Linked DNA regions of Mus musculus: region 1 is linked to region 2. A link is a contact called in ENCODE Hi-C or POLR2A ChIA-PET data. All regions are on one chromosome and are shown on one strand. The core of a region is the stretch at or near the end of the contact, and the rest is flanking DNA. Distances in the headings are between cores, read along the strand shown.

Region 1 (3,167 bases), core at 16-2,515, 39 kb before region 2:
GCAGTACTTCCACCACTAACATCTTTCTCCCTCTCCACTCCAGTCGCTGACCTTGTGGTTCTGGAATATTCTGGGCATACTGTGGCTTCTGCCTTTTCTTGGTCTGCTTCCCTCTCCCAGAAACCAGTTCAAAATTTCCCAAGTGGCTGACTCCACCGCAAATGCCTGAGTGATGTCCACCTATTTATTTTTAGTTTTTAGTTGCAAGTGGACAAGTTAGTCTTAATATATTTGTGGATGCTATGGCTTTTTAGTAAAATGTAAATTAATTAATCAAGCTAATTAACCTAAAGCTAATCACCTAAAAGTCTTGTACTGAAAATTGACCATCTATTTAAAATTGAAACTTTATGCTGGAGAGATGGCTCAGTGGTTAAAGGCATTTGCTTCGCAGACTTGATGGCCTGTTCACTCTTCTGAACCCACGTGGTAGGAGAGAACAAACTCCCGAAAATTGTCCTCCGACCTCCACCTGTGTACCCCGGCATGCGCGCCTGGGACCGGACACACATCACACATACAGACACAAATAATAAAGATAACTTCTCGCCTCTTTTACCCTGCTCTGTTTTTTGTTTCTGTATCATTCTTGAGCATCTAGTTTACGCAATTTGCTTTTTTTTTATTGGCTTATTATTATCTTTATTATCTGCACCTTCCGCCACTGAAATCAACTCCAGGAGGTCGGGCATCTGTTTTCACTTGAGTCCTAGGAACAGTGGCTGCTCAATATCTGAATGAATAAGTAGCGGGTGCCAGGCTCTAAAGGAGTTCTATGGCTCTAACAACCCGGATGCTAACGTCATCTGGTTACTGACACCTCAAGTTCTGGGTCCTTTCTTGGTACCAGCGACCACCAGACCCCCTGCTTCTGCCCGCCGACTCCCGGAGCCCAACACTCACGCCCAGCCCTGTCCCAGGCCGCGGCCAGCCAGCATCACCCCCCGAATGCTGGGATCCGAGCGGAGGAAGAGCACCACGTTGCCCAGCAGATTGAGCAGCTGATAAGCAGCTAGCGCCAGTTGCAAGGCCCGGGCCAGTGGTCCCAGCGGGGGTGGCCCAGGCCCCAGCACCATCACGTAGGCCAGCTCCAGGACCACGACGGCGGCCCACAGCGCGGTGAGTACCAGTGGCATCCGCGCGGGCGCTCCTTCTGCGCCCCGAGCTGCCCAGGACTCCCCCATGGTCGGACCCACCGGCTTTCCGATCGCTGGGATCCCACTGCTTCCGCATTGGGGAGGGCCTAGCAGCGAACTGACGTCTCCTGCAACCAATAGGAGCTCCGCAGGGGGTGCGTTGCGCGCGCCAGACTTATAGGGAGGGGCCACAGATACGGAGAAGTGATTGGCTAACTGACCAGATGTTCGAAAATCTGATTGGTGATGCTGCCCAGGTGTCAAAAAGAAGCAGTCCGCCCAGCGTACTGCAGTAGCCGCCCCTGGTGTGGCTTGCTGCCACTCCATGAGGATTGAGTTGCAGCCCCCGGGGCGTCGGGGTTTCCCGGCTCAGCACATTCTCCCTACACTCCTCTACAGCCGCCCCGGTATTAATAGACCTGGCTGGCCCTATCATCTGGCCCTGAGCCTTTCCCCATGCTCGGGTGTCTCCATCACCCTAGAAAACTCCCCAAACAACTTGTTGACTTGCTGTTACAGACTGTGAAATAGAAATAGGGGTCTGTTTCTCGAGCGCAATGCTTAGGAGGGACAGACTCAGGTCCAAGGGGCAGCCTTTAGGATGCCTACAGCCACCACTTGGAATCCACTTAATAGATGAGGAAACAAAGTCCATGGCTGTCCCAAGATCACACAGCAAGTTAACCACAGAGCTAAAATGCGAACCCACTATCTAGGCCAGTAGTCATCCCAGCATCCCCCGCGATTCCGCAATCTTTGACTCCAGCACAATCTCTTCTCTGGTCCAGTTCCCAACCTCCCTCGCCCCCTATCTGGCCCCACCCACGTACCCCATATTTAGTACGAACCCGATCTGGGGGCTGGACCGGGCCCTACTTAACCCGGCCTGAGTGTGCAGGAGCTCGCCCAGTGAAGCAGAGCGGAGCCAAGAGCCTGAGCAAGATGATGATGGTTATGCAGCCCGAGGGTCTGGGGGCCGGGGAGGGGCCCTTCTCTGGCGGTGGGGGCGGCGAGTACATGGAACAGGAGGAGGACTGGGACCGCGACTTGCTGTTGGACCCGGCCTGGGAGAAACAGCAGCGGAAAGTGAGTGCTCACCCATTTCCCAAAGGCAAAAACTGAGGCTGGGAGGCCAGGCAGTTCTTCTCGGGCATCTGGGCAGTTCAAGGTCAGAGCCTGGCTGTAATCTAGAGTGCAGCTCCCCAAACCAGGCTCTGCCCACCAGCTATATGCTGTCCTCAAAGATCAGAAGAGTTCTCATAGGGATTTAGGATATCAAGGACACCGTGGAGTCCCTCAGTGACTCCCCAATAACTTTAAGCCCACTGCCCCTCTTGTGTTGGTGAAAGTGGATTTTGGACAAGGTCCAAGAGACCCAACTCATTCTTGGATGGGAGGTGAGGGGTTCTCAGAAAGTTATGTTCCTTTAGTCTCCAGTTAAGTATCCCTAGACCCCATCCTGAGGAGAACATGCCAGACACACAACCAGTGGATTTGGGGTGTAGGAGAGAACAGCTGTCTCATATTCTTTCCCATCCTCTACTCTGTCTTCTGCTATGGGTGGATCCCTCTACTGGCTTGACAATGGAGGAAATTGAGGCCCAGAAAAGGGCACAGATAGGCAGGCAGCCTGTTGTGTACTGAGGAAGAAAAGAATGCCCCCATCTGAGGGTCTTTGTTCCTTGCCTCACCCCACTCTTTCCCAAGATTCCCCTCCCTGTCTAGAAGCCCTGAGTCTGCTGAAAAGGCCAGAAGGTCAGGAGGAGGGGAGCCCCGGCTCCCCTTACCAGTAACCTAACCCAGGCTCCCACATGGACACTTGTGCTGAGGCAGCGCCTTTGTGGGAGCTCAAGAGGGCCATGAGGGCAGCCATTGCCCAGGCTCAGCCTTGCAGGGCACTGCCCCCTCCTTCCCTGGATCATTTCACCCCTGGCTACCAAGAGGAGGGAGCAGGACACCTGGGTTCCCTGAAGAGAAAATGATTCCATCCGAACTGAGGAATTTTTGGGGTTCTGAAGGCCAGGCTTAGGG
Region 2 (2,803 bases), core at 155-2,654:
CACTTTCCGGAGGCTTCTTCCTCCTGCAGGCTTTTGATCATTTGCTGCAGTTTCTCTAGGTGGTGCTGGGCAGTTAGGCGCCGGGTAAGGACCCCGAGGAGGGGAGGCAGGCCAGAGTCCAGCAGGGAGTATCGACTCCACTCCATTCTCATGATCTTCATTTTCTGCTTCAGATCCTCAGCCACTATGTCCCGGAATGGCAGTGGTTTACTCTCTGAAGCCAAGATCAGCGGGGTGAGGGGATGAGGAGAGGGAGGAAGAAGGCACAACTCATCTGCCAGACTCCACCCCTCATGAAGACAAGGCATGGACTGGCCCCTTTGGAGCCAGGAATGGACTGGTGAGGTGGGGAATTGGTGACTCTCACTGCTGGGAGAATGACTAGGCAGTGGTACCATCGGTGAGGGTCTCGATTCAATTTCTTTATCCTTTATCATGGAGGGCACCCAGAGGAGCTGCTGTCTACTCTTCAGCTGGGGGATGGATTTCAACTCTTCCACTGGATCAGGTTCGGGCTCACTGGGGAAATCATATGGGCGGCTGAGTTGGACAAGGTAGTTCAGGTTGAGGCTAGAGCACGGCATGTGGTCTAAGCCAGTGCTGTGAGGCCAGGGGATTGGACAGAGCTTGAAAGTCCCAGGGGGACAGGGAGGAGGACGCAATTTGACTATGCCTCCCTGGGCGTGCTTTAAATTTAGCAGGGTCTGAAAATCAGCCAGCAGACAGCGATAGACATCAGGACTGGTGAGGAAAACTGTGCAATCCCTGGCAAGGTTTACTGCCAACCGGCTGAGGGTGGCTGATTCAGTGAAGACCCTTCTAGAGGTCGGCAGGGTCACCAGCAGGTGCAGGTAGCGTACGAAGAGCTGCTCACTACTGATCAGCACGTAGGACTCGAGCCGCTGCCGCAGCTTCTGGTTGTTTTCGTAGTCCAGAATGGGTTCTATAGGAGGTTCCCGCCAGTTGCACTTCAGCTCTTCTAGAATAACCTCAGTGAGACGAAGTCGGTCCTTGGCAGTTACTCGTGCCGCCCGCCCGCTGCTTGCTAGCCGCTTGGACACTTGGCGGCACAGCGGCCCAACTTTCAGCTTCGCCAGCGGGATGGATTGCAAGGGCGTGGCATCTTGAGAGGGGCGCTTCGGAGGCTCTGGAGGAGGCTTCGCCTTGCTGGGGAAGAGCGACAGCGGACTCAGCAACCGGTGGTAAATCGGCTTGAGGTCAGGTTCCTGACTGTGTGGTTCCATCTTTACCAGGTGGTTCCGGCTGAGCGGGTAGAGGACGCCAAATGGTTACTAAGGAAACTGCATCAATGCGCCTGCGCAGCCGGTAGCACTACCGGACAGCTCAGAGGCCTCAGCCTAGGGAGCGCACGCGCCAAGGAGGTGGAGCTAAGGGCGGCCTCCGAGACTCCGCCCATCCCACAAAGTAGAGTTGTGTTGGTCTCTGGACCCTACCGGTTCGGTGCGGCCTAGGCAGTGACAACAGCTAGGATGGCTTCGAAGTCGGGGGACGGTGGGACTGTGTGTGCGGTGAGTGAAAGCTTCATGTGGAGCCTCGCATAACTTCAGCCCTTGGGGTGATCAATATCTTGGGAAGCCAGGAAAGAACAGGCTCCTGGGGAGGTGAAATTCCGGGGTTAGGACGGAGATGCCCCTCACGGGAGGGGGGTTGGTGGTAAAGACCGCGATCCTGGAATGTTCATGAGATAATAAAGGAGGAATTTGAAGAGAAGTCAAGTGCAATGTGTGCAAAGAGACATAGGGGATGAGGTGGCGAGTAAGGATCATGTCTGACATGTGCCCTGGCCTTGCTTCCCTTACAGTTGGAGTTTGCAGTGCAGATGAGTTGTCAGAGCTGTGTGGATGCTGTGCACAAGACCCTGAAAGGGGTGGCAGGTAAGAGTAGACAATCTTTCTGGGATCAGCCAGGGGTTTGTGTTTAGCCGTATTCCGGTTGCATAGATGCAGAAAGAATGAAAGGAAGTTTCTCAGAGTCCGGGAGATGCAGAGCCTAGAGTATAGGCCTCAAGCTTTGCCTAGCCAGAGCTTTCTTCTAGTACAAACTGCCTGTCCAGCTGCTGAACAGCATGGAACTAGCCAGAGTATAGAGCACTTCCTACCAAGGGCATTCTAGAGGGGGAGGGGGGCGGGCATTTGAGGTCTGGCTTGGGAAATAGAACAGTTCTGAGAAAGCAGACAACATCCCTGGCCCAATTCAGGGACTTTAAGCCAGGAGGTCTGCAGGTGGGTGACCTGGCAGAAGAGGAAAGATATGAAAGGCAGAGTCATTTTCCTGACGCTAGAAACTGGCTGTTTTGGATTCTGTTAAATGTTCATTCAACCTTTCAGCCAGTATAGATTAGACACTGGGGGTTTCTGAGGGAAAATGTTTACCCCTATGCTTAGGTAAAGATCGTATAAGCTTTGGCAAAGGAGCGCTCCTAGAACACTTCCTTGGGAAGCCATGGTGGCAAAGGGAAAGAAGGAGATGAGAGTCTGAAGCCAGGACACTGGCAGGGGTGGGGTGGGGAACCCCAGTGCGTATAGTTCCACAGATGTACAGCTTCGTGCTTATTTTCTGTGTTTCTGTTTCTTCAGTGTTTGAACAGTGTTCATAGCTCAGTGTTGTCATGAGGAGTGAATTAGTTGATACAAGTCTTGAGCCTGTAGTGAGAGCCCACTCAATTTCAGGGGATTGTAAGAGGAAAGAGGAGAAAAGCTTACAGGCAAAGGTGGGGTTTTAGGAGGACGATTGAGGGGACTGATTGTTTTGTTTTATTTTGAGATAAGGTCTTTCTCCACAT

Evidence for each region. A loop is a pair of places that touch in the nucleus more often than their neighbours do. ChIA-PET counts read pairs that join two places held with the same protein, here RNA polymerase II (POLR2A).
Region 1: a map of heart shows a loop between it and region 2 (2.7-fold over the local background). The contact joins the promoter of Zdhhc24 here to the promoter of Ccs in region 2. A Hi-C loop is called at or near these places in 1 of 37 maps with a recorded cell type or tissue (heart). POLR2A ChIA-PET finds 5 or more read pairs at or near these places in 4 of 5 experiments (Patski and embryonic stem cell).

What each region holds. Positions count from the first base shown.
Region 1 is chr19:4,876,766-4,879,932 of GRCm38, reverse strand. Zdhhc24 (zinc finger, DHHC domain containing 24) reads right to left here and starts at 1,265. Exons shown (of 3, transcript NM_027476.3): 1 at 904-1,265. The coding sequence starts at 1,184. Actn3 (actinin alpha 3) reads left to right here and starts at 2,024. Exons shown (of 21, transcript NM_013456.2): 1 at 2,024-2,222. The coding sequence starts at 2,079.
Region 2 is chr19:4,837,923-4,840,725 of GRCm38, reverse strand. It overlaps Ccs (copper chaperone for superoxide dismutase), which reads left to right and starts at 1,404. Exons shown (of 8, transcript NM_016892.3): 1 at 1,404-1,529; 2 at 1,823-1,895. The coding sequence starts at 1,491. Ccdc87 (coiled-coil domain containing 87) reads right to left here and starts at 1,360. Exons shown (of 1, transcript NM_207268.3): 1 at 1-1,360. The coding sequence starts at 1,244.